2 separate regions of the Homo sapiens genome follow, and region 1 is linked to region 2. The links are chromatin loops, found by intact Hi-C in ENCODE. Cell type or tissue: B cell. All regions are shown on one strand. Links, peaks and the distances in the headings refer to the core of each region. The heading gives the core; the rest is flanking DNA. Region 1 overlaps AKAP13 (A-kinase anchoring protein 13). Region 2 overlaps AKAP13 (A-kinase anchoring protein 13).

Region 1 (16,649 bases), core at 7,159-9,658, 55 kb before region 2:
TGCTCTGTCACCCAGACTGGAGTGTAGTGGCTCAATCTCGGCTCACTGCAACCTCTGTCTCCCAAGTTCAAGCAATTCTCCTGCCTCAGCCTCCCAAGTAGCTGGGATTACAGGCACTGCCACCATGCCCGACTAACTTTTGTATTTTAGTAGAGATGGGGTTTCACCGCATTGGCCAGCTGGTTTCCAACTCCTGACCTCAAGTGATCCGCCAGCCTCAGCCTCCTAAAGTGCTGGGATTACAGGCATGAGGCACCGTGCCTGGCCCTTATATTCTCTCTTTATTATCAGCCTATCCATCTATATACTATACAAAATATACTATATTTTATGGATGGATATTTAAATTGCTTTCAATTTTTCCAGAATATAAACAAGTTCACAATAAATAAGTACGAAGGATCATTTTAGAATTCCTTTTTTTAAGCCACTGTGGGTGCCTGACTCATATTGATATTCAATAAATATTTGTTGACAAACTGCTTTTGTATGAATCACATATCAAACACAGTAGCTTGCAGAATTCAGTCAAATGAACTTTGTTGATTGACTTCATATAAGATCAAGGACTTAAGGGTACAATTATTTATGATTAAATGTAAAAAACAAATCCAGTGTGAAGTCATTAAGACTTTCTAGACTGAAGCTCTCCCCTTACTAATGCAGACAACAGAGTAGAAGCCATCTTATTCCTTTATAAACAATTATAAATCAGGACAATATGCTGAAATATTTGAAAAAATCCATGAATACCTTTCAATGACTATTTCCATGCTTTAAATTTTACTCAGTTGTTTTTAAATCTACCCATTAGTTGTTACGTCTTTTTCTTCCATTATAGATTCTATTCGTTTCATCCTTTTAGTAATTTTCTTTCTTTTTTTGAGATGGAGTCTCGCTATGTCACCCAGACTGGAGTGCAGTGGCGCGACCTCAGCTCACTGCAACCTCCGCCTCCCGGGTTCAAGAGATTCTCCTGCCTCAGCCTACTGAATAGCTGGGATTACAGGCGCACGCCACCAAGCCTGGCTAATTTTTGTATTTTTAGTAGAGACGGGGTTTCACCATGTTGGTCAGGCTGGTCTTGAACTCCTGACCTTGTGATCCACCCACCTCAGCCTCCCAAAGTGCTGGGATTACAGGCGTGAGCCACTGCGCCCGGCCCCTTTTAGTGATTTTCAACATCTCTTGCTTGTACATCCCCTAATTCTTCCTCATGGTGGTTTACTTCCTTATGTGGCATCTATGTATCTTTTATCATGAGCTCGGCTTCATAGGATTTTATTCCTCCTGCCGTAGCCTTGGGTATACTGATTTGTCAACCTAACCCAATGGAGCAGTTCTACATCTGCTACAGGCTGGGTCCCTCAAGGATCTGTCATTCCTAAACTGGAATTTCATGTAACCTCTTGTGAAAGTTTCTTAGCCTGAAGTTCTAGCACATACAGACGGTGTAAACTTGGACTCCAGATTCATCAATTCTCACTCAGGGACCTGGGGAGACTGTAAGGTTCCTTTCTGCTTCTGAAGGCCACTGGGTAGAATTTTCCAAGGCCCTTCATCATGGATGTTAGTCTTAAAACAGCATTTCTTATACAGGGGTCTCAGTCCCAGCTCCCACTACATACCCTGAGGCCGCATATCTTGACCCCAAATGAGGGGGCATGCTCTTTACTGCTCTGAGTTCCCTCAGGAATTTTCTATTTGGCAGGTTCAGCTATGTATTAATTTTTTAAAAAATAGATTTTATTTAGCATTTTATATTTTATAGCAGAAGGCAGGTATCTAGTCTGCTTTACTGATGAAGTTCCCTGAATATTAATTTCATACTGCCAATCAAGAAATACAGCCTCTTCCCGTTTTTCTGAGATCAGTGCTCTCCAAAAGAAGAACTGGCACACTGCAAGGAGGGATGTAAAAAACAATCCCTTGGAACACAGGAGGAAGATTTTACAGCTCTTATTTAAAATGACTCCTTAACGTAGAAGAAAAATTGAGTTAATGTCTAATTGATAAGTGGGTGCCTCGCTCAGTCTTTATGTTAGGCAGCCTCACTTTATATGTGACACTAGAGGTTTCTTAAGGGAGCGGGGTATTCTTCACTCAGGAGATGGGCTGGGCATGCATAATCCACATTTGTTTACTTTCAGCATGTTGTGATGAATGGAAACATACAGGTATCCAATAAAGTGGGCTTATGGATTATATTACCTGGTTTCCACTAAAATCAAATGAAAATGATGAGAGTTACACAAATTCCTTCAAAGAAGTCATGAATCAAAGACAATACTAATCATACTAATAACTAACCAGAAAACAAGAAAATGGCAATTCTGAGACTTATTTTTAGAATGAGCTCTTGGAAAGTATGGCACAGTAGGACTTGTATGTAATTTTTATGTTATGTATGTATCCTATGTGAGTATGCTAAAAATGTTTTAATAATAGGTGAACATGCTATAAAATGCTTGGTGATTACTGCTCTAGGCAACCAGGTTATTCCAGTACTAAGAAGCTAACTGTGTCCAATGGCTAAAAAACTAAACTATAGACCTCCGACTGGTGTCCCAGAAGAGTCCTATTAGAACCTGGGTTCCAAAATAAACACTGGAGGAATACTGAACAGTGACAGTCTCTTGTTTCCTAGAGGTTACATGAAATTATTATTATGTGGTAGTGGCTCTCAATGGTCTGGTAAGTCACAAATGAAGGATGACATTAATGTGTGTGATCTCTGCCCACAGGGATGCATGAGGATTCGGGTGAGAGCTCTCATGGTTTTTGGTTACTTTTGAAAAAATAGGACAGTAAAACAAATAGTGTTGCTGACTACTTTGGGGGTGTAACATCCAATAAAAATCATTTTACATGAATGTGTGTCATAAAGTCAGTCATATCAAAAAGTCACAGGAACTGTAGCACAGATTAGACAGGCTGTGTGCTAGCTGTAACTCCACTCCTCCTCTTCCAAGCAAGAAAGTGAGTGAAAATCATCACAGAAGTAACTTCCAATCTGTCCAAATACACGTTTTTTTGTGTGTGTTTTTTTGAGATGGAGTCTCACTCTGTTGCCCAGGCTGGAGTGCAATGGCACGATCTCAGCTCACTGCAACCTCCCCTTCCCAAGTTCAAGCAATTCTCCTGCCTCAGCCTCCCGAGTAGTTGAGGTTACAGGCACGTGTCACAAAGCCCAGCTAACTTTGTATTTTTAGTAGAGACGGGGTTTCGCCATGTTGGCCAGGCTGGTTTCGAATTTCTGACTTCAGGTGATCCGCTCACCTCGGCCTCCCAAAGTGCTATGATTATAGTCGTGAGCCACCACGCCTGGCCCAAATACACTTTTAAACATTTCAAATTTCTACCAGGCACAGTGGTGCATGCCTAATACCAGCTACTCAGGAGGCTGGCTGAGCCAGAAGATCACTTGATGTCAGGAGGTCAAGACTTAGCCTGGGCAACTAGTGAGACCCTGTCTCAAAAAAAAAAAGAAAAAAAATCAGATTTCAGTAAGTTAACTATTTTTAGTAAGAAATTACTTGGGATATCCAACATAAATGACTGAAAACAAGATTTCAGGACATCATGGTCTGAGAGTTGCTCCTTGACATCTGAATTCGTCACTATAACATCTGAATTGGTTATAGATATAGTATCATGTTAATTACCTCAGCCTTCCGGGTGACTGGACTGGCCCTGGACTGGCTGGAACTCCAGACTGTCACCTCTGACCAGAAGCAGCCTCCTTGATTTACCCTGGTATGCTCTACAAATACTACTTTTGATCTGTGCACTGACAAAATTTTGAGATGCACTGCCTTACAGCAAAAACGTGCAAATTATGGTCTGTGGGCTAAATGTGGCTTGAAGCCTATTTTTGTATAGCCCATGAGCTAAGAATAATTTTTACATTTTAAATAGTTTTTAAAAATCAAAAAACTATTACATAACAAAAATTTTATGAAATTCAAATTTCAGTATCCATAAGTGAAGTTTTATTGGAATCACACTCATTGGTTTATGTATTGCTTACGGCTGCTTTTGCACTGCAACTGCAGAGTTCAAGAATTGTGACAGAGACCATGTGGGTCACGATGCCTAAGATACTTTTTATCTGGTCTTGTACAGAAAAAGTTAAGCAACTCCTGCCTGAGAGTGTCTTATCAAAACCAGGAACAATGCTCAGTTAGCAGACTTGGCTTTCAGCAGGTCAGCACAGAATGTCCCTGAGCACGGAGGTGCTCTCCCTTGGCCGTCACTATGGCTTAATGTTGGTAATGGCTGAAGCATATACCAAAGTAATAGAATAAAAATGAGCACATATGATCTAACAGAAGACCACTGAGTAGCTTTAGGGTTTGGGGTTATGGATAATTTTGATGCTGACACAGACTTTTAAAACGTGCAGTGGTTTAGAGATCATAGAACAGAGTGCAGATGCTCCTCATCCTTTCAATGAGGCTACATCCACATAAACCCATGGTAAATTGAAAATACTATTAAGTCAAAAATGCATTTAAATACACCTAACCTTCTGGACATCATAGTTTAGCCTGGCCTATCTTAAACATGCTCAAAACACTTACATTAGACTATAGTTGGCCAAAATTATCTAGCACAAAGCCAGTTTTATGATAAAGTGTTGACTATCTCATGTAATTTATTGAATACTGCACTAAATGTGAAAAACGAAATGAGTGTACCAGCACTCAAAGTACAGTTTCTACTGAACGTGTATTGCTTTTGAACCACTGTAAAGTTAAAAAGCTAGGCTGAACCATCTTAACTTGACTGTATTTGAAATTGGGGCTGTCTGAAAAAAATATAGGCTGTATGTTATACATCTAGAATTTCTTTCTTTTATCATGTCTAAAGAAAGATATAAAAAGGGTTACTTCTCCACATAAATGAGGAACAGATAATGAGTGGGGACAGGAAACAAGAAATGAGCTTTCTTGAGCCAAGAGAGTTCCATCTTACGAGAGGAAGAAGCATGTCTCTTACTTGCACAAGTATAGGCATCTTTGTTGGTGAAGGGCTTCATACACTGGCTACAGCTGATGGGACCCACAACAGGAATGGAACTGAAAGTGTGCCCGTTGACAGTCTTCTTATCTTTCTCCTTGTCTTTAGAATCTTTCTCCTTCTCCTTAATCTTATCTTTTTCTTTTTCCTTTTCCTGCCGAAGAAAAGAAAATAATCCACAGTTAATTGAACACTGGAGGGCTTTCTCCTTACCTGGGCACCCAGATGGCATGTGGTTAACAACAGCTGGTGACTATTTTGGAAAGGAGTGAGAAACAAAGTTCTGGGCAAAGTGTTTTGTTTTGTTTTTTTAAATTAAGGCGTTGGCACGCAAGCTACATTAGAAAATTCACACGAAAACTGGGCAGGCGGAACAGTTCTGGCAGTGGCTTATTCATTGGTTACTTCTACCAACAGACACAATACCCAAGGACCAGCACTGCAAGGAGGCTTCTGACACCTCAGTACAGCCCTTCCTCAGCAAGCTACAGCACAGTCCACACAGGAAGAGAGTCATGGGTTTAGGGCCAGCTTTAGGCAGAGGGCAGAAAAAAGGGTGGCAGCAATTCTGGGATCAGCCTGAGGGAAAAAAAGATGCCTGGGTGGCATGAAAAATTACCGAGGCTCCTCTCTTTCTCACATCAATTGCATATCCCTAAGTGACGGAGTATGTATAAAGTCTCCTCCTTTACTCTAGTTAGAAATATTAAATATGCCCCACATATACATTTTCAGTTTCTGCTAATTAGAATTTTAAGGTTTGTAAATATTAACTTTGCCCTAATTTTCAAACCGGCAAGAGGAGACTGATAAGAAGGGGAGGCTGGAAAACCGTACAGTGGTTAAGAATACGGACGATGGTACCAGACCTCGGTTCAGATTCAGGTACTACTACCACTACTACCACTACTGCCACCACCACCACCACCACCATCACCACCACCACCACTACTACTACTCAGTAATAGCGTGACCCTAGGTAAATTATTTCTCTGAGCCTTAGTTTTCTCATTTGTCAAATGGGAGTAATCACAAAAGTACCCATCTCATATGTTTTTTAAAACATATGACAATTAGGTGAGATAATACATTTCTAAAGCATTTTGCACAGTGCCTGGCACACAGTGAATACACAATAATGCTTAGCAATATTATTAATTACTCATAATTTACTGGAAATGAGTTTCATTAGCTCATTATTCTCCTAAGCCAACACAGAAAGGTATTGCTTGCAGTAAGGGAAAGGAAGTTTTGATGTGAGCAGGGAAGATAGAAGAAATTGGGGAGTGGCTAAAGGACAACGGTGCAGGGCAGGGAGGATAGGAGAATGCACGGATGACAGGAAGGAGCCTTGTTAATAATTTTTCTCAAAAACCACCTTTGTTGTTCCTCAAGCTAGATACCAACAGGGTCACTTCCTTTAAAAAAATGGGGTTCCAGGGAAAGGAAGTCCCAAGGCTTAGTAGCTCACTCCTCTACCCTGAGTACCTAGGGGTGCAGGAAGGCAGGAAAAGCAGGCAGTGTCCCTAGGTTGGAAAGATAAGCTTCCTACGCCGTGCTCTCTGACCTCTTTTGTGAAGCTCCTTTCTTTCCTGTGGTCTTCCCTCACTTGTCAGAGTGGCAACAGAAACTGATACTCATCTTGTGCTTCCTGTGTGCCCAGCCACTGCCCAGGTGCTTCTACTTACTGAGCAGGCCAAAACCGGGCTAGGTACAAAGCACAGGGGACACCAGCAAATGAGACATGAGACTGGGTGAACAGTGGGGGCACTGGGCTGAGAGTCAGGAGCTCTAAGTGCCAGATTAAGTTGGCCATGTCACCTTAAGAATACTGCAGGAATGTCAGAAATGTTCTAGAGACAGACTGAAAGCAGAGGACTCATATGACATCAAGCCTCAATCTAAGAGAGGCTGTTGTCAAAGCTTACACAGTCATGAAGAGGAACGGAAAGGAATTCAAACACTGAAAACTTGAAGAACTACTGATGAGTGGTGGGTCCTTAATGAAATATCTAAAGCAGTCAGGGACATTTCAGGTGGACACCATCCTTAGGAGGCCAGGACCATGGGGATATAACCATGCTCTCCATAAAAGGTCCTTTAGAAGCACTGTTTGGCAGAGTACTTGGCTGGCTTATCAGTATCAATGAAATAATTTCCTTTCAAACCAACTGGACTACAAAGACCTACCATTCACAAGGTAAGAGGTTTTACCTATTGTCAATACCATTGTTATGTCCTAAAAAAATTCCAGGAAAATGGGTGTCCCAAGTCAGTGATCATGACAACTACTAAATGCCTTAACATTTTGAATCAATGTCTTCTACATACATCATTTCGTCTGACTCAATAACTCTGAAGTGGGCAGGGTGAGCATTATGCTTCCCATTTTACAACGTAGAGGATAAAGATAATAAATAACAGCTAAAAATCTGAACAGTTACTACGTGCTAAGCACTGTAGTAAGCAATTTACATGTATTTTCTCACAACAACCCAATGATAATACTAGGTATTATCTCCATTTTACATCTGAAGAGATTGAAGCTTAGAGATGTTTAATAATGCATTTGAGGCCACACGCCAATAACTGCTCAAGCTGAAATTAAGATTCAGATCTGGCTGACTGTAAAGCTCAGCTCTCATACACTGCACTATGCTGCCAGGGACTGGAGAGGTTGGTTGACTTGCAAAAGGTCACACAACAGATGATCAGCACAGTCAAAATGGGAACCCAGGTCTTCTGACTTTCTGTTCAGAACCCAACCACTGTAATGAAATGGTAAATAATTGCTAGATCTATGATTCATGTGAAGTCTTTTGTTAATCAAATACATATAATGAACATCTAAGAGCCAAATTACTACACTTTTGAACTATAAAAAATAATGAGAGAGGAAGGGAGAAAAACTCCTTCACTTTACAAAACAGGAAGCTGTTCTGAGTGAAAATTGGTAATCACTAAAGTACATAAAACTTTAGTAATAATCAACAACTAAATTTGGGTTTTTTCAAATAATTTCTTTCTTTTAACTAAATTTTGCTAAAGGTTTTTCCATGCATAAAATGTTAAATGGAAAAGCATCTGATTTTTTTGCTCAGGAAAGTTAAATTATACTTCAATCGTTTAAAAAATCTTTTTATGGCAACCAGCTTATCCTCTCAAGCCTTGCAATGCTCTTCAAACCTGAATAAATAAGAAATAGCTTCCCTTTGCAACAATCCAAATTAGTTCTTCCCAGGATGGAAACAAAACAAAACAACCAACTCCACTGGCTCTTTCTGTGTTTACTAGAATTTAGTGCTTTAAAGAAGTCAGGCTCTTACCTCCCCATGCTTTGGTCCTATGAATCTCACTGTTATGTGGGGTACTTCATGAAACCGAGCCCATTTTATCGACATGATTCGACCCCCATGCCAGGAAGCGTGCTCTCACAGAAGCGGGGGCGCATGCCGTCAGGGCAGAGCTCAGCAGCTTTGAGCTGCCATTAGTGAAATCGTAAGAGGAAGCCAGAGACTGGCTGAGAAAGGGAAGGAGGGAGGGCTGAGGCTGCTTGTTTCCTTAAGACAGTCTTAACTGTTTGAATGCTGCTGCTAAAGCCAACAACCCTTGTTACAAAGGATACAGGAAATGAAACGAGACCTCACTCCCCCCAAAAACAGTGTGTGTGGACAGTGCTTAAGCAGCAATATAAGAACTCTAGCAAGGTTTGAGGCCAAGTTTTTACACGGGAAGTTAAGGAACACATCTTACCTATTTTAAAATAGACTCCTCATTTTGTAAAATGCAGTGAGTTTCATAAGAAAACTTTTCAGTGAAGTTGCCTGGTGTAAAGTGGTGACTAGTTATTTTCTGAAGTTTGACTTTTCCATGTTTAACAACTGGCAAAATGCTTTAGCTGTGTGCTGGAGAAACAGGCTAACGGTATTTAACAGGGATAGATGCAGGTAACAACTGCACTAGGACACTATCAAAGGTGATTCTTCACTTTTCCAAAAATACCCCTTTATACATGTAATTACAATAAAAAGAACACTCTGGACAACTGTGAAAACATGATATGATCAAACAACTGTCATGTTACAGATCTTTAATCAAAGAAGGAATGAGAATTACATTTAAAATTAAGTCTTTGTAAACACTACTCTAGGAGGCACTTCTGAAAGGCCTATGGGTACAGCTCTTTTTTATACAGACCACAGGACCTAGGAGCTGTAACTGAATGTCCTGTTACAAAGTCATGTAGTATACTTGCAGCTGTGCAGGAATTTAACCTGTGCACTCAAAAATACCTACTTCAAATCAAATAGATTTGTCTAAAACATTTCTAACCACCTCTTGTTTGTCTACAAAGAGGAAAGCTTAGTATTAGGTTGGTGCAAAAGTAACTGTGGTTTAGAAAAAAGAAAACCAGTGTGATAGGATGGTTTGAAGAGGGTCATTCCACACTCCCTTTGTGAACTCGAACACCATGCATATGAGTGTTTAAATACTCTGTAACACGCAAAATTACTTAGCAGGAAACAGCACTATCTCTCAAAGATACTAAGACAAAAGCAGAAACTGCCAGTCTTCCTGCTATACTTCCTGTTTAGCATCCCCTCTCATCTTCCACAAACACATTCAATATATTTATCTAATCTAATCACTTATGCCAGTCGGTGATAATTCTCAAAAGGACATAGGATCAAGGACTCAATTTCTTAAGTTTATATACAAAACCCAGTGATCCAGACAAAATATGTTACCCTCCTAGGAATGTGAACAGTTTACTGCCTACTGGCTTTTGGCTTCTTTGGACATGTTTAAGAACTGTTTATCATCACAATTATACAACTGAATGGAATATATCTAGGTTAATCACTATAACCTATTTTCATAAAGATATATATATCATGCAAAAGGAAAGCAGACATTTTCAAATAATCCTTAGACACTTCTCTAAGAGTTACAGGTGGCATTTTAATATTATATTCGGTAGATGCTTAAATTTTTCCTTTAAAAGATGTAGGTCTAGTTTTATTGTATGGTAGATTAATAAAACAATTGGATCAGACGGTCTCTCACAGCATCTATTTAAAAAATAATTTTTAAAAACTGAAAATTTATCATTTTCACAGAAAAATCAGTGTCAATATCCATAGTAGCACTTTCAATTTGTTAACATTATGGAGAAGTAACATTATTCAATAGTTAAGAACAAGATTAGAGTTAGCATCACTATGTTAAGAAAATTTAATATTCATTAATTTTTATGTTACCATTTAGAAAATACAGTACTTCTGCATGGTAAAATGCTATGCAGATACATAGCAGAGTGAGGGTATTTAACACAAAATATACTGCTTTACTATTTCCCCTATTTCTTTCCTCTCTCTCTCTTTTTTTTTTTTTTTTTTAAGAGACAGGGTCTTGCTCCATTGCCCAGGCTGGAGTGCACACAGCGTACTGCAGCCTTGAACTCCTCGGCTCAAGTGATCCTCTTGCCTCAGCCTCCTGAGTAGCTAGGACTACAGGTGTGTGCCACTACGCCCAGCTAATTTTACAATTTTTTTGTAGAGATGAGGTCTCACTATACTGCCCAGGCTGACCTTGAACTCCTGGTCTCAAGTGATCTTCTCATCTCAGCCTCAAAGTACTGAGATTACAGGTGTGTACCACTGTGCCCCACCCCCACCTTTTAAAAAATCATCTTTTGCTACATTGACAAAAGCCAAGCTGTTCCAATTTTATTTAAAAGTGAGCTAGTAACACCTCACTATAAAAGGTGACTTACAGTTGCCACTAGGGCACTCTAAACACTTGGTAATGGGAAATGGACTACAATTCAGGGTTACAAATTTGTAATTTTTTGAGTTTCCACTGCTAAAGACAGCACGACCCCAAGAGATCAAATCTTGAAGCCAAGTCTGAAAGAGGAACCAATCTCAATTGCAAAAAAGTGTTGTCATTTTGACAAAGGAGATGATCAGAGACAAGAGGTCAACTGATACTAAAAGTTTCTACCAGTGATCACAGATTTCGGTCTAACACAAAATATGTTTTCTCCTGTCCTTTCTGCTCATCTCCTCCTAGCAAACTCCAGTCCTTTCAGATTAAAAAAGTTAAAAGAAAAAAATTACGCTGTATAGTAACATTTTGTTTAAACACAAAATGATGAGTACTACTTCCTGGAAGTCAGATAACAGGAGGTTGTGTGAGGTTGTGTGAGGTTGTGTGACATGAAGCATACATCTCTGTGCCTCAGTTTGTAAAATAAGGAGGCTAGGCTGAGGGCTGAGACTTTTTTAAAGGTCAGGGTCCAGTTTCTAAATTCCATCTTACGTTGTTTTTTTTCCTATCATGTGTATGTTTTACCTTATCCATGAGATGAGTGGTACATTCACTGCTCTGTCCTAAAACTCCATGACATTGGGGAGATGGCTAGAAAGGGGGAATCTCCACTTATTTATTGGTCTTCCACGAAAAGCTTGTTTGAAGACAAGATTCAGTAGTTTTAAAGCAAAATAAAAAACAATGAAAACATTTTGAATTCATCCAAACTAGATCATAAAGTTTTTCAAGGTCAGGACTATGAGCTTTAGTTCTCTTAGGTGCCTGTTAACACCTAGTGGAATGCTAAGACTATACAAAGCATTTAATAATACTTGGCTAATTTATATTGCTCTGTCCAAGGGGATTTTCTTTTGTTGATACCAACTAGTATCCAAGCCGGCAGTGGTAAGTAAAAAAGGTAAGGCTCTATTTTAAGCCTGGCTGCCAATATGTAAATACGTAGAATACTGGTAAAGCAGTATTCTTTGACCTTCATTTTTTTTTTTTTTGGAATTATAAAACAAGGCTGAGTCTGAAGTTAAATGTGTGATTATGCTAGAAATAATTTGCTAGACTCTTTGCATCTCTCCCTGATTGCCTACTTTCTCTCCATTCTGTACTTGCACAGGAGAAATGAAAACACAATTCTTGTGGCACGTTTGGTGGAAAAATTTCTTTGAATGTATTTGCTAAACCAAGAGATCTTACAAAACATGGTAAAATACTTTGGCTATATTTCCATCAGCCCACTGAAGTGAGGGCTTGAGAAGCTTAGTGCACCTTGTTTTGTGAGGGAGGAGGCAATGCCCTTTTATGACAATATTCTTGAATTCAATGTTTGTTTATTCCCTTACTTCTAAATATGCATGTATCTACGTGTGTATATATCTGTATGTACATGTATATACCACACACACACACACATGCATGCACGTGCACACACACACATACACACACACACACACACACAGTGATTCCTTGCAAGAGTTCCTTAACTGATTTCAAATTTTTATTTACTTATGTCTTTATTTTGTTAGAGGGTGTTGTGGGTAGATGAACAGGGTGTGAGAGGCGAAAAGTTTTTCCCCACGGACTTGAAATGGAATCAGTTTTGGTTTAGCACTGGGAATCAGTATAAGAAAGTGAACTTCTTTTCTCCCTTTCTTTTGAAAATACATTTTTAAAAAAGATTAGAAATATATAAACCAAAACATTAAGTGTAGTTATCTCTAAGCGGGGTTATTCCAGGAGATTTTCATTCTTTTACTTTTAGATTTTGAAGATTTCCATAATGAGCATGTGAAAAATAATTAGATAAAAAATGTTACTTTAGGCTGGGCACGGTGGATCACACCCAGGGCTTCGGAAGCCTGCAGCGAGAAGAGTGTTTGAGGTAAGGCATTAGACCGGCCTAGACACAACAGCAAGACTTCATCTTTACAAACAAATTTAAACATAGCTCAGCACGATGGCACAACATGACTGTAGCCCTGGCTACTCGGGAGGCTACGGTGCGAGGCAGGAAACTGCTTAAGCCTGGCAGTTCAAGACTGCAGTGAGCTATGGTCACGCCACTGTGCTCCAGCCTGGGTGATACAGTGGAGCCTTACACACACACACACACAGACACACACACACACACACACACACACACGGTTTAAACATTTATTTAATCTCTTAATCACTAAGAGAATATATTCCAAATGCTCCTAATTAGAAATAGATCTAAGAAATCATATTAGTCTTAAAAGTTCTTGTAATCTTCTGTGGGATAATCCTTCCCTCTAAAGCCAAATATAAATATTTTCAATCCTTTGATCTTTGCATAAAATCCTTCTGTTGCATTTAAACTGATATTACAGATTTAAGCACTGTGGTTTAAGAGTATGGGATTTGAAACCAAAGAGATCTGGTTTGAACTACTTCTTCACATTAGAGGAGTATCCTCGGTAAGGTACATCACTTTTAGAAAAGAGAGATAACACCTACCTGACAGGGTTGTTGAAAGGGTTAAATAATATATGGAAAGCACTTAGCATATAGTGAAAACTCAGTAACTGGTAGTTCCACTTCTTGCTATTTTTCTTCTTATTATTTTCCTTTAAATATTAGGCGATTTCGGAGAGTAATCCTGAATTTATTTCCATTTATGTCCCCATGATTTAACCAGTTTTGGTGTGAATGCAGGCTGTGACAGGATCCTACTGAGGTGATCACAAGCAATGCCCACAGTGATACTCACTTTGCTCTTCTTGCTGCTAGACATTTTATTCTTGATGTAGCTGAATGTACGACTGACTTTTGTTCCACTCTTCCATTCAGAATCTTTCTTGGAGGGGCTATGTGGCAGGAAATTATAGTTCTCTTCTGTTATACTAAATAAAAACAAGAAGATTGATTTTTTTTAAAGGGCTACAGAAGTTAAATAAAAGTGAAGCAGAATAAAAGGTAGATGAAGGCTGCTGAATGGCTTTTTATAGAGTATGCCACAACGCCCAGGTTCTGTTATCAAAACTTGGCTAAGTTTCCTTAGATCCGTCACTAATGTTTTCTTGTTCACTTGTCTGTTTTGGAGACAGTCTTGCTCTGAGTGGTGTGATGATAGCTCACTGCAGCCTTGAACTCCTGAGCTCACGCAATCTTCCTGCCTCAGCCTCTAGAGTAAGCTGGGACTAAAGGCACATGCCACCACGCCTGGCTATTTTTCAAATTTTTTTGTAGAGATGGGGTCTTGCTATGTTGCCCAGGCTGATTTTGAACTCCTGGCTTCACACAATCCTCCCACCTCAGCCTCCCAAAGTGCTTGGATTACAGGCGTGAGCTACCGCCTGGCCCATTTTTAATGTTTTAATTATGGATTTTCAGTGACCTCATGTTAAAAAGAGCCTGTCAATTATTCAGTAATTATTTTATATGGAATCTATTCATCTACAATAGCATTCAATCTACAAACTCCTTTGTAACAAATGGGTGCTTGAAAGGAAACCCATATATGTAGCAGAATGACAGGGTACTTGTTAATAGGAGTTGCAAACCAAGGAATCTTATGACTGACCACATATCCAAGTTCCTTAACGGTAGAGATCACAACTTTTTTCTAGCCTTTGGCACACGGGACAATCAGGACTGTGGACTGGTCCATGCAGCTAGGTTCAATTTTAGGAGGGAACTTACTGAGGAGCAGACAGAATTGAGGCACAGTGTTGAAAGATCAATTTTAGGAGTTTTATGTAGATTCAGTGATCTACCTGTTCAAGAAACCTACATAAAATCTAAGTCCATCCAAGATGGGCATGTTCTAACTTAGGTAATTTGCAATGGTTGATTTTCTTAAATGCTGGGCATTTGGGGCAGGTGCGGTGCTCACACCTGTAATCCCAGCACTTTGGGAGGCCGAGGTGGGCGGATCACGAGGTCAGGAGTTCAAGACCAGCCTCGCCAACATGGTGAAACCCCGTCTCTACTAAAAAATACAAAAATTAGCCAGGTGTGGTGGCACGCGCCTGTAGTCCCAGCTACCCGGGAAGCTGAGGCAGGAAAATCGCTTGAACCCGGGAGGTGGAGGGTGCAGTGAGCCGAGATTGTTTGTGCCAGTGCACTCCAGCCTGGGTGACACAGTGGGACTCTGTCTCAAAACAAACAAACAAACAAAAGAGCAGCTGGGCATTCAAATAAACAATCCGTTATATAGAAAAGGCATCCATTTATACTACTTTGCTTAGGTGTTCTAAAATATTTTAGACATTTCCCACAGAACAGCAGTGATTGCCTCTAGGGCCTCTGTGAGAGGGCAGGTGGCAGGCAGAAGCAGCACCACAAGGGGTCCTGTCAACAGTCAGTTTATTTATATATGCATTGTTTACAAAATACAGCAGTCTGTTTTTAAGATAAGGGGGAAATGGTATGAAAACCACTGCTGTAGAAAGGAGAAAGAATAAGCTATAAAAGCAGTGCAAAGAGAAGCATTCATTGCAAGGGTTCTAAATCAGAATCATAACTGATGCCTCTGTGAAAAAGAAGGCAACTCAGAAAAAACTGCAGGGCAGCCATAGGAACCCCAATTAAACTTCAAGTAGAATATTCTATCTCATAAGCATGAAAACCTAAATAAAAATAATGAGTCAGAACAGAAATCTTTTGCTTGCTGTCAAGTAAAGAATCAATTTCACGCCTGTAATCCCAGCACTTTGGGAAGCTGAGGCAGATGGATCACCTGAGGTCGGGAGTTTGAGACCTGCCTGACCAACATGGAGAAACCCCATCCCTACTAAAAATACAAAATTAGCTGGGCATGGTGGCGCATGCCTGTCATCCCAGCCACTCAGGAGGCTGAGGCAGGAGAATGGCTTGAACCTGGGAGGCAGAGGTTGCAGTGAGCCAAGATCGCGCCATTGCACTCCAGCCTGGGCAACAAGAGCGAAACTCTGTCTCAAAAGAAAAAAAAAAGAATCAATTCGTTTACTTCGACAGAGCTATGTATCATTTACATGTATACAGAAGAAAACAGCTTTAAAGCTTAAAATAGCTAAGACTATTATAAATTGCACACACACACAGACACTAATATGAAACAAAATGTTGTTTAGACTGTTAGATTTAGGAATTAAAAATCCCATAAGCAAAGGGTGCACAAGTTCATAAAGTCAAATAATAGTGTACCCTCACATCAATAAATACAACCAATTTTTATCATGAGGACAGTATAATTAATAAAACTACTGAAGACATTAACTTTAAGGTATAGCCTTCATGACAAAACCACTTTTAATCATTATTCCAAGTTTATCACTCAAAGAAGAACCCAATAAGCTCAATTAACTTAGTTTACGTAATTAAATGGCCTAAGAGATTTTAAATTTTCTTCATTTTATTTCTGGAAAAAGGAGTAACAAATTTATAGTACCTCTCAGTCAGATTAGCACTGGTATTGTGGAAGGTACTGTGGAAGGGCCGTGAATCTAGAAAACAAGGCAGAAAAAAAGTTAGAACCAAAAAATTTAACACTGATGCCGGGTAGAATATTTATAAATTCACAATGACACAGCTAAAGCAAAAACAGCGTGTGAAAGTCAGCACATGGTACCTCCTCCTTCTAAAGGTTTGAAAGAAGGAAAAATTAAACTTGAAACCCTCAAATTAGAACCAGAAGTAGGTAGTGAATTTCTCATGAAGAAAATAAGTTTAATCCAGGATTCAAGTAACTAAAAAGACTCCAAATAACTTTTTCTAATGCTTAAACACATATGAAGCATGTTTAATTCCAGTTCTTATCAATCTTCAGTTTGCACAAACCATCCTTCTGAGATGACATC
Region 2 (16,649 bases), core at 8,479-10,978:
CTGGGATTACAGGTGTGAGCCACTGGGCCTGGCCCTAAGAAGTTTTAAGGATAAAAGTCATGGCCGGGCATGGTGGCTCAAGCCTGTAATCCCAGCACTTTGGGAGGCTGAGGCAGGCGGATCACCTGCGGCCAGAGTTCGAGAACAGCCTGGTCAACATGGTGAAACCCCGTCTCTACTAAAAATACAAAAAATTAGCCAGGCATGGTGGCAGGTGCCTGTAATCCCAGCTACTTGGGAGGCTGAGGCAGAAGAATCGCTTGAACCCGGGAAGCGGAGACTGCAGTGAGCCCAGTGAGCCAAGATCACGCCATTGCACTCCAGCCTAGGTGACAGAGAGCAACTTCATTTCCAAAAAAAAAAAAAAAGAAGATAAAAGTCATGCATCTCTGTTTTTGTAAGCAAGTTAATGTGTTATTTGGACAACCAGGTAGGCATGCTTTATCAAATTTGTAGGTGACACTAAATGATGAGGGACAGGGCAAGAAACCTGGCTATCTAGGAGTTAAAGAGAACTCTACTTGGAGGTTTTGGGGGAAGCAAATTCAAAAGGAACTGACAGTACAAGGTGATGACAAAACCAAAGAAACACTAATAGTTTTAGTCTCTATTAGTAAATAGTACACGGGCATCCAAAACGGGGACAGTCCTGTCGCTATGTGCCATCCAGACCACACCCTCGGGACTGTACTTGTTCCTAAATAACATCTCAAGTAGAACACTGATAAACAAAAATGTGTACGTAGTAATGGGGTCACGACAGTCAAACCGTCTGAGATACATACAGCTTGCCGAGGAGCTTGAAGAAAATGTGCCTAAAGACTGTCACAGATTCCCTCTGTACTGTTCCAGGGGCAAAGACCAGTGAGTGTGAGCTACAGAGCTTCACTAAAACGGGGCTTCTTAGCAATAGGTTGGGTGGCCTATAAAGTAATGACTATCACTTTACCAGAAGGGTTTTGGAACACAGAATGACTATGTCAAGATATTACAGAAAAGGTATCTGCACAGAGAGGGAAGTGAGGGTTGGACTACATAACTTCCAACGTCTCCTTTGATTATTAGATTTTATGCCTGGATGGTAATTATGTTGTCTCTGTGTGTTGAAAGTGGGAAGAAATAGTTCTTCTAATTAACAGTTAAGTAATTAGTGATAATCACTGAATTATTTGCGCTGGTAGCTTAGAGCAAGGGTCAAGGCTGCATTGCATTGCATTGGTATAGGTCATAAATCCCCTGCCAATAAAATTACTTTTTCTACTAGTTAAGCATCTGGCTAAATACTGGGGAGTAACCAAATAAAAAGAAATGTTTAGTGTTGGGGGGGAAGCAGTTTACTGTCTTGTAGCAGAAATGAACATATTAGAAGACAATTTCAACAAAGAATTACAAAAAAAAAAAATGCCATAGGAAGTGAGAGAGGGCTCATGGATGAATCTGAAAATCTTTCATTTAAAAAAAAAATCACCTTAGTCTGTTTCAGTCTTGGTTCAAACTATTTTGGAGTGTGTTAGTTCAATGGGAACAGCCCTGCCTTTAACAGACTGGAAACTATGGGTATTCTGGAGGTTTTTTTTTTTTCACGTTTCCTAGAGTATGTAGTAACCTAGGAGGAGTTGGTGGGTGTGATCTATTCCTTCTCCTTTCCCTGCTTGAAAAAATAAAAAAATGCCTTTCCATGGTTGAGGGAAAAATATGGGGGCTGGCCAAGAAAAGAAAGGGCTGTCACAGCAACTACGCTGAGCTGCTCGCTGTCCAGCTGGCCCTCTAACAGACCACGTCCAAATTCCAGACTGGAAAACAAACTAGCTCACGATATTCGAATGGAAAATTCATGGGGAAGATCCAGATTCAGCCCTGGGAGGAATACCTCACCCAGAAAATAAATTCAAGCCAGCACCACAAGGGATAACAAACCAAGTTTGGGACGAGAGTCTGCTCTGTGAGATAAAGCTGACTGTTGAGGAGGGAAAGAGGGAAAAGTACAGAAAGAAGGGCTAAGATGGAGAGAGAGGGACCGTAAACCATTATAACCCCCTAACGCCATGGGGCGGGGGGAGGTGGGGGGAATCCCTAAAGGCAGAGCTAATCCACACCCTGTGTCACATGAATTGGTAAGTTTTCAAAATTAATAAAATCTTTTCTTTCTTCCTATTTGTCCCCTTCCTACTGAATAAAGGGGAGCGGCATATCTAAGTGTAAACAAGAGTAAAGAGCTCTGGTTTTTTAGTTAGACTGATCAGGCTTAAATCTAGGTCTGACTACTTAATAGAAGAAAAATTCCAGGCAAGAAGTAATTTCACCCCTCTCAGTTGCCATTTCCATAACAGTGACAAGAGATGATTAGTACTTCCCTAAAGGAGTCATAGTGACAGGAATAATTTATACATACAGTAACCAGAACTCTGGTTTCCAGCACATAGCAGGTGTGTGATATATGTGTCTAATGAAGTTAAGGCTTCATTAACCTTTAATGTATGATTCAGTAAGTATCCAGATGACAGTACCTTAAAGGTGGACACAGGTAGGGCCAGTCCCATTTTATGACCCATATGTAAATCTGTCTGTAATTTTTGTGTACTGAGCTATTAGCTTTTCAGAAGCTAACATAATACAAACTTTTTAAAAGGTGTTATCTAGTCATTTAGGTTTAAAACAACATATATGCCAACAAACTGTTGTTGGGGAAGGGCAGGAAAACACACTGCTGAAATCCGGTGGGCTCTGTTATGTCACACTAATCATAATTCTATCTTGTAATTTATCCATTATTGAAGAGTATACAAAGTGATTTTAAAAGACAGTATCTTGGCCAGGCACGGTGGCTCATGCCTGTAATCCCTTTGTAAGCACTTTGGAAGGATGAGGGGGATGGATCACAAGGTCAGGAGATTGAGACCATCCTGGCTAATATGGTGAAACCCCATCTCTACTGAAAATACAAAAAAATTAGCCGGGTGTGGTGGCAGGCACCTGTAGTCCCAGCTACTCAGAAGGCTGAGGCAGGAGAATGGTGTGAACCTGGGAGGCGGAGCTTGCAGTGAGCCGAGATTGTGCCACTGCATTCCAGCCTGGGCGACAGAGCGAGACTCCGTTATTTATTTATTTATTTATTTATTTATTTATTTATTTATTTATTTATTTATTTATTTATTTGAGATGGAGTCTTGCTCCGTCGCCCAGGCTGGAGTGCAGTGGCATGATCTTGGCTCACTGCAACCTCCGCCTCCCAGGTTCAAGTGATTCTTCTGCCTCAGTCTCCCGAGTATCTGGGACTACAGAGGCGTGCCACCACACCCGGCTAATTTTTGTATTTTTAGTAGAGATGGGAGTTTCACCATACTGGCCAGGCTGGTCTTGAACTCCTGATCTCGTGATCTGCCCGCCTCGGCCTCCCCAAGTGTTGGGATTACAGGCGTGAGCCACCTCGCCCGGCCAAAAGACAATATCTTATTTGGTCTAATGCTATTGCTCTCTTGAGGAAGTGTGTATAAAGTAAAATACAGAAACCTGCAAAACAAAGTACCTGGGATTCACAAAAACACTATGCCTAAAATCAAAATCTCAGGTCTGAAGCTCAGTAGCATAATTCTGATCTGCAATTCTGTTAAATCGAGATTTTACAATAATTACTCTAAAAAGACTAAATTGCTTATGCTTGGGGTTAGGGTGTACAGTAGGTCTACAGAATTCAAAATTGTGTCCTGGGGAAAACATCCAGGGGTTCAAAAATTATTTCTCTAAATATAGAAATTAAACTATGATGTGTGGAGATCTTTCCTTCCTATGAATATTCAAACTGTGACCAACCTCATTTAACCTTTACTTGGCAGAAAGTCTCACTCTTGGGTGGTTTTAATTACACTTTTAGAAAAAGCCCCAAACAGTTTAAGGACCCAAAACACAGTAGTAAGTGGTACACGTTTAAGTAGAAGGTTCTAGGAGGCTACATGGGGGAAGTGTCAGCTAAATCTGTGAACAGGGCCAATCTTGTAAAACTTGGACCCTGAACACAACTATAGCATAATATCCTTAACTACTCTCAAAAAATGAGACAAAAATAGAGAAAAACACTTCTCATATTTGTTTTCAATATTTCCTTTGTAGTAAAGTTAGAGAGTTGACAATCAGTAGGAAACTGCTCTGGAGTTAGAGGATTCAAAACCATTTGTTTTTAAATTTAATACTACTGGAGGGTATCTACATGTAAACTATTTCTAAAAAGACCTGCAAATGAAGACTAGGTAATTTTTAAAGCTGGGCAGTAAAAATTGGGAAGGCAAACAGAGGCTTGCTGGGTAAAACAGACTAAAAAAACTCAGAATGCAAATTACTAGTATTCACTTAGCAGTCGTAGAACAGGCACAGGGATTACTCATCATGTCATCTGTACTACACCCTCAAAATGAGACAGGCTACTAACACTTTACAGATGGGAGGGAGACAACGGAGCACACAGACATTAGGGAACATACTTTACATCACACAGAGTTAGAGGCTGGACCTGGTTTAAAAGTTGGGAATCCTAACTAATCACAAGCTATGTGCTGTGTCATTAACAAGCAAGGTCTTAAGAGCATCGTACCCTCAAGTGTTGTTAGGAATAACTCAAAGGTACTTAAGGAAAGACTTAATTCCTGACCATGTGTCCAAAGTGTAATGGTTCTCAACCTTGGGTACACAGCAGGGTAATCAAAGGAGCTTATAAAGATTTTGATATCTAGGCCACACCCCACCCAATTAAATCAGAATATCTGGAGGTAGGACCCAGGCATCAGTATATTTTTAAAGCTTGTTCAGCCAGATAATTCCAATGTGCATTCAAAATTGAGAACCTCAGGTTTGGTTAACAGTATATTTATACTTTTACCAGATTAAAAATCCTATGTCATATGTATATGCACAGCACAGATGCCTTCACAAATGAATGAATCATAAAGCCACCTATGATGTCTGTTGCTACCAAAACAAAATTCGGTAATTACATGTGTTCATCTTCAACTGTAAGACAAAATGCCTACAAACCCAGATCACATACATCCCTTCCTCTGATTTACTGTATAACATGCTAAGGAAGGGCAGATCTCCAAATAAAACGATCTGCCAGAGTGGGGCTGCAGCTCCAGAAAATGAATGGATAATCTCAGCTTACCTGGGCTCTGCTTGGAAGCCAGAAGAGATGCTGCATCAGGGCATGGCTCTATTGTACACCAGTTTTCTCGGTTTATCTGAAAGAAAAAGAAAACACAGAGTTTCAGACATTGAAGTAATGTGAGATAATTTTACAGGTGCCAAAATTATGTCAACTGACCAACATTCCTATCTTTTTCTTTAATACAGGGTGAGCAAACTTATGTCAAGGGAAAAAAATTTTTTTTTCACAATATTACCACAGCAATCTATACTCAAGGATCTTTAGAGGTTGTCAATAAAAATTAGGCATACAAAAGCAATAAGAAAAGATACACGAAGATGAAGGCCATAGTGTAGGCCAAGGGTAAAATTAAAAAAGTTAACAAATGAAATTGACTAAATATTAAAATACATATTTGGTGTGGCTCATGCCAGTAATCCCAACACTTTGGGAGGCTGAGGTGGGAGGACTGCTTGAGGCCAGGAGTTCAAGACAAGTCTGGCAAATGTGGCAAAACCCCATCTCTACTAAAATACAAAATTTACCCAGGCATGGTGGTGGTGCACGCCTGTAATCCCAGCTACTCAGGAGGCTGAGGCACAAGAATTGCTTAAACCCGGGAGGCAGATGTTGCAGTGAGCAGAGATCGCGCCACTGCACTCCAGCCTGGGCGGAGCAAGACGCCATCTCAAAAAAAAAAAACAGGCTCAGAGGGGTTGCTGAAGTAATAAACAGCAGGACTGGTGCTGGAATGCCAAGTCTGTGTTATTCTAAAAAGCAAATACTTCCCCCTTCCCCACAAATTAAAAAAAATTTAAATATTGCCTTTACACCTCCCAACCCTCTTAATATTATAATTCTCTTTGATTGAATTTTAAATTTTTAAAATTACCACTGAAGATTTCAATACTCCTCTCTTAATTGATAAACACAAACAAAATCAGCAAGATAGAGAAAACTTGAAAAACCTCAACCAATCTGAGCTAACACAATATAGAACACTCCACCCAATAATAGCATAAGAAACATTCTCAAGTGCACTTGGAATGTTCATATTCTATCACATAAAACAAACCTCAAATAAAACAAATGTTCATATTGTATCACATAAAACAAACCTCAAATAAAACAAACATATACTGTAGCACAAAACAAGTCTTAAATATAAGAGAATTAAAATAATAAAAAGTATGCTCTGTGATCACAACAGTATTAAATCAGAAATCCAAAACAAAAGATACTGGGGAAAAACTCAAATATTTGAAAAAAATTTTAAAAACTTCTAAATAGGCTGGGCGTGGCACGCCTGTAATCCCAGCACTTTAGGAGGCTGAGGCGGGCGGATCACAAGGTCAGGAGATGGAGACCATCCTGGCTAACACGGTGAAATCCTGTCTCTACTAAAAAAAAAATACAAAAAAATTAGCCAGGCATGGTGGCAGGCGCCTGCAGTCGCAGCTACTCAGGGTCAGGAGGCTGAGGCAGAACGGCATGAACCCGGGAGGCAAAGCTTGCAGTGAGTGAAGATCGCGCCACTGCACTCCAGCCTGGGTGACAGAGATTAAAAAAAAAAAAAAAAAAAACTTCTAAATAACCCAGGGAAAGTAGAAATATTAAGAAAAAGAAGAAAATATTTTAAATTGAATAAAAATTAAAACACCACATATAAAAATGTGTGGATATAACTAAAGCAGTGCTAACAGCAATATTTGTAACATTACATGCCTATATTAGAACATAAGGTTTCAAATCAGTGATCTAAACTTCTACCTTATGAAACTAGAAAAAGAGGAGGAAATTAACCCAAAGCAAGCAGGATAAAGAAAATAAAGAACAAAAATCAATAAAATAGAATACAGAAGAACAATAAAATCAATGAAACCAAAAGCTGGTTCCTTAAAAGGGTCAATAATATCAATACAACTCTGGCGAGGCTAATCAAAAAAGAAAAGCGACAAATGACAGGAATCAGGAATTACAGAGTGACACCATTACAGATCCTATAGATATTGAAAAAATAAAGAAATATTACGAACATTACTGCAATAAATTCATCAAGTTGGATGAAATAGCATTCCATGACACTATGCAAACTACCAAAATTCACTCAAGAAAACATAGATAATCTAAATAGCCTTATTCTATTAAAGCAATTGAGTCCATAGTTTAAAACTTTATTACAAGGAAAACTTCAGGCCTAGATGACTTCAGTGGTGAATGCTACCAAACATTTAAGAAAGAAATGTCAACTCTACACAAGCTCTTACAGAAAACAGAAGAAAAGTATTTACAATGCAGCTCATTTTATGAGCCTAGCATTACTCTGAAATCAAAACCAGACAGATATAAGAAAACTATAGATCAATATTCCTCAGGAATACAGATGCAAAAAACCTTAACAAAATTTTAGGTTAATGGAATCCAGCAATATATATCATGAGCAAATGGGTCCATCCCAGGAATTTAAGGTTGGTTTAGCACTTGAAAAACCAGTTTATTAAAAGACCAAAAAACTCACGAACTAATGATCATCATTAGATGAAAAGAATTTGGGGCCGGGAGCGGCGGCTCATGCCTGTAATCCCAGCACTTTGGGAAGCCAAGGCAGGCAGATCACTTCAGGTCAGGAGTTCAAGATCAGCCTGGCCAACATGGTGAAACCACATCTCTACTGAAAATACAAAAATCAGCCAGGTGTGGTGGTGGGTCTCTGTAATCCCAGCTACTAGGGAGCCTGAGGCATGAGAATCACTTGAACCCAGGAGGCAGAGGTTGCAGCGAGCCGTGATTGTGCCACTGAACACCAGCCTGGACAACAAAGCAAGAATCTGCCTCAAAGGAAAAAAAAAAAATCAGCAAAATTCAACATCTATTCATGATAAAAACTCTCAGAACACTAGGAACAGAAAGGAAATTACTCAACCTGACAAAGGCATCTATAAAAAACCTACGGTTAACATTATATTTATTGGTGAAAGACTAAATGCTTTCATTCTGAGATCAGTAACCAAAGATGTCCATTCTCATCACTTTTATTCAACAATATTCTGGAGGTCCTATCCAGTGCAGTAAAGCAGAAAAAGAAAGAAAACGCATACCATTGGAAAGGAAGAAGTAAAACTTGGTTTATTCACAAATGGCGTGACTGCCTATGTAGAAAATCCTAAGGAATCTATAAAAATACTGGAATAAATAATGTATTAATAAAAGCAAGGTTGCCAGACACAAAGTCAACATACTAGCAATGAGCAATTAGAAATTGAAATTAAAAGTAAAAGCAATACCATTTACAAAAGCCTCAATAAATATAAAATAATTAGGGATAATTTTAAGAAAATATGAGTAAGACTCATACTCTGAAACCTTTATAAAACATTGTTGAGAAAAATTAATGCAGACTTAAATAAATACAGAGATTCCATGAGATCAGAAGACTCAATACAGTTGTTAATTGTCCTCAAATTGATCACTACATGATTTCAAGACATACTATAAAAGCTGCACTAACCAAACCGGGGTGATATTAAACAGCAGACATATAGATCAATGGCAGAGAAGAGAGAATCCACAAACAGACCTTCACAGATATGGCCCATTGATTCCTGACAAAGATGCCAAGATATTTTAATGAGGAACAAATAGTCTTATGAACAAATGATGCTATAACGACTGGATACTAATATGTAAACAAATACAACTCCCCAAGATCTAAAATCTTACCCCAAACCTTACCACCTATAAAAATGAACTCAGAATACTTTATATATCTAAATGTTCAACCTAAAACTATAAAACTCCTAAAGAAGACAGAGGGAAACACTTTTATGGGAACTTCGGTTACACAAAGATTTCTTAAATAGTACATTTTTTAAAACATGAAAAAAAAGGATAAATCTATGTCAACCTTAAAAACTTTTACTCCTCAAAAGCCACTGTTAGGAAAACAAAAAGGTAAACTAAAAACTGAAGGAAAATATTTATAAAACAATTATCTGCTAAGAACTCCTACCCGGAATATTTAAAAATAAAAGAAACTCTTACAATGCAGTAACAAAGCAACATGATTTTTTAAATGGGTAAAAGATTTGAATAAACATTTTATTTAAAAAGATATACGAAAGGCAGATAAGCAAAAAAAAGATACCCAACATCATTAATCCACAGGAAAATGTAAATTAAAATCACAAGGACATAGCAGCAGACATCCATTACAAGAGTCAAAATTTGAGACTGATAATACCAAATGTTGGCAAAGATGTGGAGCAACTAGAACACAGTACTGTTGCTGAAAGAAAGCAAAATAGTACAGCCATTTTGGGAAAGCAGTTTAGCAGTTTTTCATAATGTCAAACATATACTTACATACAACATAGCATTCCATTCATTTACCGAAGAAGAATCAAAACCTACTGTCACACAAAGACTTGCACTGGAATTTTTAAAGCGCTTTAATTCATGAGAGCTCCAAACTAGAAACAGTCCAGATTGCCATCAAATGGTAAATGGATAAGCAAATTATAATATATCCATACAATGTTATAGATTCATAGAAAGAAGAAATGAACTGCTGATACAAACAACATGGATGAATCTCAAGAGTATTACGGTAAGTTAAAAAAAAAAAAAAGCCAGACTCAAAAGACTATGTATTGTATGGTTCTATCCATGCAATATCTAGAAAAGGCAAGCCTACAGTAGCAAGAAAACATTAGTGATCAGCAGAGAATGAAGGAGAAGACTGACTACAGGGAGACAGAACAGAACTTCTGAGCTGACAGAAGTGTTCCTATTATGATGCGGTAGTGATTACACAATTTAAATATTTGTCAAGGCTCACCAAACTATAAACTTATATTGGTTAATTTTGTTGTATGGAAATTTATACCAGAATAAAGCTGAAAACAAATACATTCTCAAAAACAGAAGTATAAAATATAAAATAAATTTTAGTCTTCACAATTCCCACACACCTTAACATTATAACCCTTTAATCATTAAAACTGACATACTTAGATGTAATTCTAAATAATATGAGCAGAAATATCTAAACAAACTACTAAGTAGTTGTGAATATTTGTATGCTCAAAGACAGAAGCCTTGATTTTATTCAATAACCTCTAAAATATATTTCTGATCACTTTAGTGAGAATCTTAAACTCTTCTGCTGACAAAGATCAACAGTTTTACTGTATATGCTAAGTGGCATAAGGCAGAAAGCTAGAGACATTTTGTCAAATTATAACTGACAATAAAATGAATGAAAGGAATTAAACTGCTTGCAAATAACCAGGCAAACTAGAACCACATGAAACAAAACACTTTATCATTTGCTCTGTTCAGCTATTTTACTATTACAGAGAGCAAAAACAGCAAGAATCAGGGGCCATCAAGGTTTCAGTTCCTGGTGTGTTACAAAATGATGCCAAAAATTTAAAAGTAATCCTGAATGGAACTGAATCTTCAGCAGGTGCCCTGGGATTACACATATTTAAAAATATCCTTTCTGAAAGGTACTTTAAGGTATACACAATAAGGAAGTAACCACAAATTTTGTAACTTTACCAACACCCTATCCACATCTTTCAAAGAATTGAAACAACACATTTTCCTTTTTAAAAAAAAAAGGCCGGGTGCAGTGGCTCATACCTGTAATCCCAGCACTTTGGGAGGCCGAGGTGGGCAGATCACGAGGTCAGGAGATCGAGACCATCCTGGCTAACACAGTGAAACCCCGTCTCTACTAAAAATACAAAAACATTAGCCAGGCGTGGTGGCGGGCGCCTGTAGTCCCAGCTACTCGGGAGGCTGAGGCAGGAGAATGGCGTGAACCCGGGAGGCTCAGCTTGCAGTAAGCCGAGATTGTGCCACTGCACTCCAGCCTGGGTGACAAAGAGAGACTCCGTCTCAAAAAAAAAAAAAAAAAAAAAAAAAAGAAAAAAAAAGTCATTCAGAGAATTTTCTCTTAATTTCAAATGGCATTTCATTTGCAATGAGCCAAATTTTACTTACTGTGAAATAAGATTCTCTGCTAATAGAACCACTGTACTGCAATACAAAACTACACTTTTAAGCTGGAAGGGAAAAAATTACTCCCCCCCCGCCCCTATTATTCCTGTAATAAGAAGAGGCTGCATGAATACAGCAACAAGTTTAGTTTACAGAAATAAAAGAGCTCAGATGATTCTTTAGTGATAAGTAAAGAATGTGGAAATGAACTACTACGAATTACCATATTACTGTCTCTTACCTTGACCTTCAACAAGGGGCCAACAGTTTAGAAAACCCTATTAAAATTCTATTTCTGCCGGGCGCGGTGGCACATGCCTGTAATCCCAGCACTTTGGGAGGCCGAGGCAGGCGGATCACAAGGTTAGGAGTTCGAGATCATCCTGGCCAACATAGTGAAACCCTGTCTCTACTGAAAAAATACAAAAATTATCTGGGCGTGGTGGCACATGCCTGTAGTCCCAGCTACTTGGGAGGCTGAGACAGGAGAATCGCTTGAACCATGGAGTCAGAGGTTGCAGTGAGCCAAGATCACGCCACAGCACTCCAGCCTAGCGACAGAGCAAGATTCCGCCTCAAAAAAAAAAAAATTTTATTTCTTAGAATACTTTTCATTACCTTCTCAATACCACATGTCATTCCACAGCCAATGAGTAAAGTGAACATTATTTGCCTTGAATATGCAAGCAACTAAGACTCTCTATACTTTTCCTGTCATTTTAGGTACATGTGTTACATAAAGTGAGTTTCATATTTTACAAAATTATATACAATAAACACATACTACTAGAACAAAATTAAAGTTACATATCTTTAAGTAAATATGCTAATTTCTGAGTAACAGTGATGAGAACATAATAACAGTGATGAGAACATAATCATGTTGGAAAACAATTCTCCATGTCCCTCTTGCATTTCTGCAGGTTTTATCAGCAAAAGCCCTGATGGTCCTTTTATTCTAGACTATCTTTTCAAGACTGTTTGTATATCAAACACCCTTAGAAGATAAAAATACTGTTTCCTTCCGAAGCAAAGGGCAGGTTTGTTTCTGTCCAGTATTATAAAGATAATGTCTCAGTCAAGGGCAAAGGTCACACAGGCTTACTGTCCACTGTATAAAAATTCAGATTTCTTCAGGTTTAGATTTCTCAGCTGTGACACAGCATCAACCTGGACCCCTTCGTGTTGCCTGCATAGGGCTTAGGAAGCAAGGAGAACCAACGAGAAGGTGATGCTGATGCTGCTGGCTATGCAATGAGTAATACATTTACCTGTCTCTGACCCTAGAATGCCATGACTTCAGCCAGCACCCATGAAACTGTGTCAGGATGTAAGTTAACTTGCCAGCTTGCAAGTACGGAACAATTTCCGATCCACCACATTAACAATTAGTATATATTATATAGTATTAAAAATTTTACACACAGTGGCAGCCAAAAATCTCTTGACATGTTACACTTCTGTGGTGCAATCTCCTAATCTATTTTCAATTGGGTGGATATGTCTGAACGACCACAAAGAGACAACTTATATTCCTTTTAACTTTCCTGTAGTTTCCCAAATTTTCTTCAATGGTTATATATTTCTTTTATTTTTAAAAAATTTATCTTGATAAACTTATTTTGTAACAACTTCAGGCTGATACAAAAAATAGTATACATAAAAAGTAGAAATAACTTTAGTTTGCAAAGACAGCACAGAAAGTTCCCGTTTATCCCCACTCCCTTCCTCACTGGTTTCTCCAACGTTAACATCTTACATAACCATAACACAGTTGTCAATACTAAGAAACCAACACTGGTACATTACTATTAAGTAAACTCCGGACTTTATTTGGATTTCACTTGTTTTCCCATTAGTGTTCTCTTTCTGTTCCAGGATCCCATCCAAATCACCACATTGCATTTAGTGTGTGTGTGTGTGTGTGTGTGTGTGTGTGTGTGTGTGTGTGTGTGTGTGAGAGAGAGAGAGAGAGAGAAAGTGTGTGTGTGTTATTTTGCATTTTAACATCCTTATTGAGATGTAATTCACATACTAGAAAACTGGCCCATTTAACGTATATAATTCAATAGTACTAGTATATTCATAGAGTTGTGTAACCATCACCACTATGTAATTTTAAACATTTTTATCTTGACAAAAAGAAACCCTATATCCATTAGTAGTCATGCCTCACCCCCATCCCCTGTCCCCTAGTGCCTAGAGAGCCACGAATGTATTTCTATCTCTACAAATTTGCTTACTCAGGACATTTCATACAAATAGAGTCACACATTATTTGGTCTTTCATGCTGGGTTCTTTCACTTAGCAAAATGTTTTTGAGGTTCACCCATGTTGAAGCATGTAACAGTACTTTACTTCTTTTATTTCCAAATAATATTCTACTGTATGGATATATCCACATTTTACTTATCTATATGCATCAGTTGATGGAAATCTGGGTGGTTGTTTTTTTTTTCACTTTCTGACTGTGACGAATGATGCTGCTATGAACATTCAGAGTTTTTGTGTGGACATGTTTTCAATTCTCCTGGGCATACGCCTAGGACTGGAACTGCTGGGTTACATACATGGTAACTTTATGTTTAATACTTTAAGGAGATGTCAGACTGTTTTCCAAAGTGGCTGTACCATTCAACAATTTTTCTACATTCTTGTCAACACCTATTTTTGTTATCTTTCTTATTGTAGCTACCACAGTAGGTGTGACATGGGTGCTCATCCTGAGTTTCTTTTTTTTAATGGAAAAATCTATTTTAAAATCTATTGTTACTTTCTAGAAAAGGAAGATTGTGTGAAGATGTAAGGCTCGCCATGCTGGGATGTTTCTATCCTTCTATTTTTTAAAAACTGTGTTAAGTATCTTCTATATAATAAACACTGTACCAACCAAGCCTTAAAAGCAGAAGTAGTAAAATAGCTTGTCCTCAAAGAACTCACAGCTTACATGTGAGATGTGAAAATGTTAGGTCGGTCAATAAGCCTACCATAGCATCTTGCATAGTAGACAATGAAATGTGTGTTCACTTGGACAATGCATGCTGTAATTAATAGAGATGGGAATGACAGTGAATGGAACACCACATTGCATAGAGTATTTTCGTGCTACGTATATTTCTGGTTGGGTCACAAATGTTATATATACAGAGACACTGGGCCGGAATTACAATTTTCCATCTTAGTTCATTGTGTTTGTGTGTGTGTGTGTGTGTGTGTGTGTGTGTGTTACAATTTTCCATCTTAGTTCATGATGTGTGTGTGTGTGTGTGTGTGTGTGTGTGTGTGTGTGTGTGTATGTGTTAAAAAACAGAGAATAGAGAAGTCAGAGATGGCACACACCAGTGTCTAAGAGCCAGAGAACTCGGGAGATTAGAGCTTCACAGAAGCTGCTGCAGAGAAGTCAAAGCAGATACAAAACAAAAAGAAGTTACTGAATTTGGCAACTGTGAGCTCAGGAGTTCAAGACCAGCCTGGGCAACATGGAAAAACCCTGTCTCCACAAAAAATACAAAAATTAGCTGGACATGGTTGTGGGCGCCTGTAATCCCAGCTACTCAGGAGGCTGAGGTGGGAGGCTGGCTTGAGCCCGGGAGGTGGAGGTTTCAGTGAGCCAAGACAGCACTGCTGCACTCCAGCCTGGGTGACACAGCCAGACACTGTCTCAAAAAAAAAAAAAAAAAAAAAAAAAAAAAAAAAGGCTGTAAAGGAACTCATTATATTTCTAGATTCATGATACTTTAAAGTACCATCCCATAGATTTGACCTTTTTACATACCCCTGAGAAGGCATGTTGCCATTTTAGAGAGGAAGAAAACACACTCAGTGAGGCTTGGTGATTTGTGGAGAGCATACATGTAGATGAACTATATTGTATTTATAGCTTTATCTGCTCAAAAGACCATAAGCTTCCAGAGAACAAAATCGCATCTATTTAACGGATCTCCCCAATGAGTAGTAAGTGCATGGTTCATGGTGGATGCCTAATGAATAATCTTTGAATTCATTATCCTCAGTGATTCTGAAGAAAAAAGTGGAGAGACTCCCTGAGGATTACAGCCCTGCTTCCCTTTACTAGACCCATAAAAAACCTGAGGCCAAAGGAGGCAAAGTAATTTGATGAAAGTAATAAATATTTCAAAACAGAGGACCCAAGGTTTCCTCACTTCCAGTCCACCACAAATTTCCCCCTCAAGAGTCTCTTCTTGTTCTTTTCCCTTTTTCTTCTTTCTCCTTTCATTTTCCCTCCTTCCCTCACTTCCTTCCTTTTCAGAAGAAGAAGCTGTCACCCCAGGCTGGAGTACAGTGGTGCAATCATACCTCACTGCAGCCTCAAACTCCTGGGCTCAAGCAATCTTCCTGTCTCAGCCTCCTGGGTAGCTAGGACTACAGGCATGTGCCACCATGCCCAGTTGTTTTTTAAAAATTTTTTTGGAGAGGCAGGGGTCTCACAATGTTGCTTAGGCTGGTCTTGAACTCCAAGCCTCAAGCAATCCTCCCACCTCGGCTTCCCAAAGCATTAGGATTGCAGCCGCGAGCCACTGTGCCATCTCTTCTTATTCTTATATTTGTCTTAGAATTCAATAATAATTGTTTACAATTTTTTAGTATTAAATTGAATAAGTTTGGCAAAGTGTATTTCACATCTTCAAGAAAGATTTATTGGAAAACAGTCATTGTTGATTTAGACAAAAATATTTAGAAAATAAGGCATTACTGAAATGACACAAGTAAAATATGAAACTGGATACCAATTTTTTTAAATATCAAAATGCTGTAACTGAAAAAAAAACTGCTGTTTGTTTGTTGTTGGCTCTGTCAATTACTAGAATCCTGTGGTTTTAATCACCAGCAGTTAATTAACAATGATGTCCTGAGGAGGCTCACTGTCTCTAAGAACACAAGAAGCTCAAGCAGATCTGAGATGATGCACACTTTCGGGCAGGTTCTCTCTTCTGAATTAGGCTTCATTCGTAAACATTTAAAAGTAAAACCCATACTGAAGAACAGTAACATTTCCGATAATTCGGGGCTTCTGCACCAGGATTGGGAAATCTAGCAGAAGGCGGCTTCTTAACACTATCTTGCTGTCAGCTACACACTGACACTCATCCACACAACTAGCCAGCAGCACTTATGGAGTGCTCACTTTAGGCAAGAAACCAGGTTAAGGTACAGCAATAGACAAGAAGGTGAAAAAGATGATTCTGATTACAATTGGCATAGTAGCTACCACGGTTTATAAGTATAATTTTAACACAAAATGCCTTGGGTTACGAAGGCTTGACATCCCAAGATGATAGATATATACATACATCCTTATGAGTCTACGGATTATCAGATTCAGTGAGACAGCTCCACAAACCATGGCCTATAAGTTTGGAAACACTGATTAATTTGTGTAATACAATAGGTACACAAATAGCTAAAATCCACAAAAGAAAGTCCCCAGCATGAAAATAATTCCTGCTCAAGAATCTGGGAAAAGCTCAACAAAAGCGTTGGTATATG

What was found. A loop is a pair of places that touch in the nucleus more often than their neighbours do. Peaks named below come from ENCODE experiments on the same cell type or tissue, not always from the same donor. Only the 100,000 strongest peaks of a DNase experiment are listed, where the experiment ranks them.
Region 1: a loop joins it to region 2, with 2.0 times the contacts of the local background. A loop is called at or near these places in 15 of 110 quality-filtered maps.

Annotation. Positions count from the first base shown.
Region 1 is chr15:85,681,804-85,698,452 of GRCh38, reverse strand. AKAP13 (A-kinase anchoring protein 13) reads right to left here. Exons shown (of 37, transcript NM_007200.5): 15 at 16,241-16,295; 16 at 13,580-13,712; 17 at 5,002-5,176. Among named protein-coding and RNA genes, the nearest start is that of LINC02883, 69 kb to the left of the region's middle. RefSeq lists a cis regulatory region at 451 and enhancers at 367-536, 5,184-5,233, 5,674-5,723, 6,664-6,753, 6,904-6,953 and 1 more. In B cell, for the core only: no CTCF peak of the experiment used is centred there; DNase peaks (open chromatin) are centred at 7,695, 7,919, 8,532 and 9,582; H3K4me3 peaks cover 2,430 bases; H3K27ac peaks cover 2,500 bases.
Region 2 is chr15:85,627,953-85,644,601 of GRCh38, reverse strand. It overlaps AKAP13 (A-kinase anchoring protein 13), which reads right to left. Exons shown (of 37, transcript NM_007200.5): 9 at 5,153-5,228. Among named protein-coding and RNA genes, the nearest start is that of LINC02883, 120 kb to the left of the region's middle. RefSeq lists enhancers at 14,894-15,063, 15,750-16,291. In B cell, for the core only: no CTCF peak of the experiment used is centred there; no DNase peak of the experiment used is centred there; H3K27ac peaks cover 429 bases.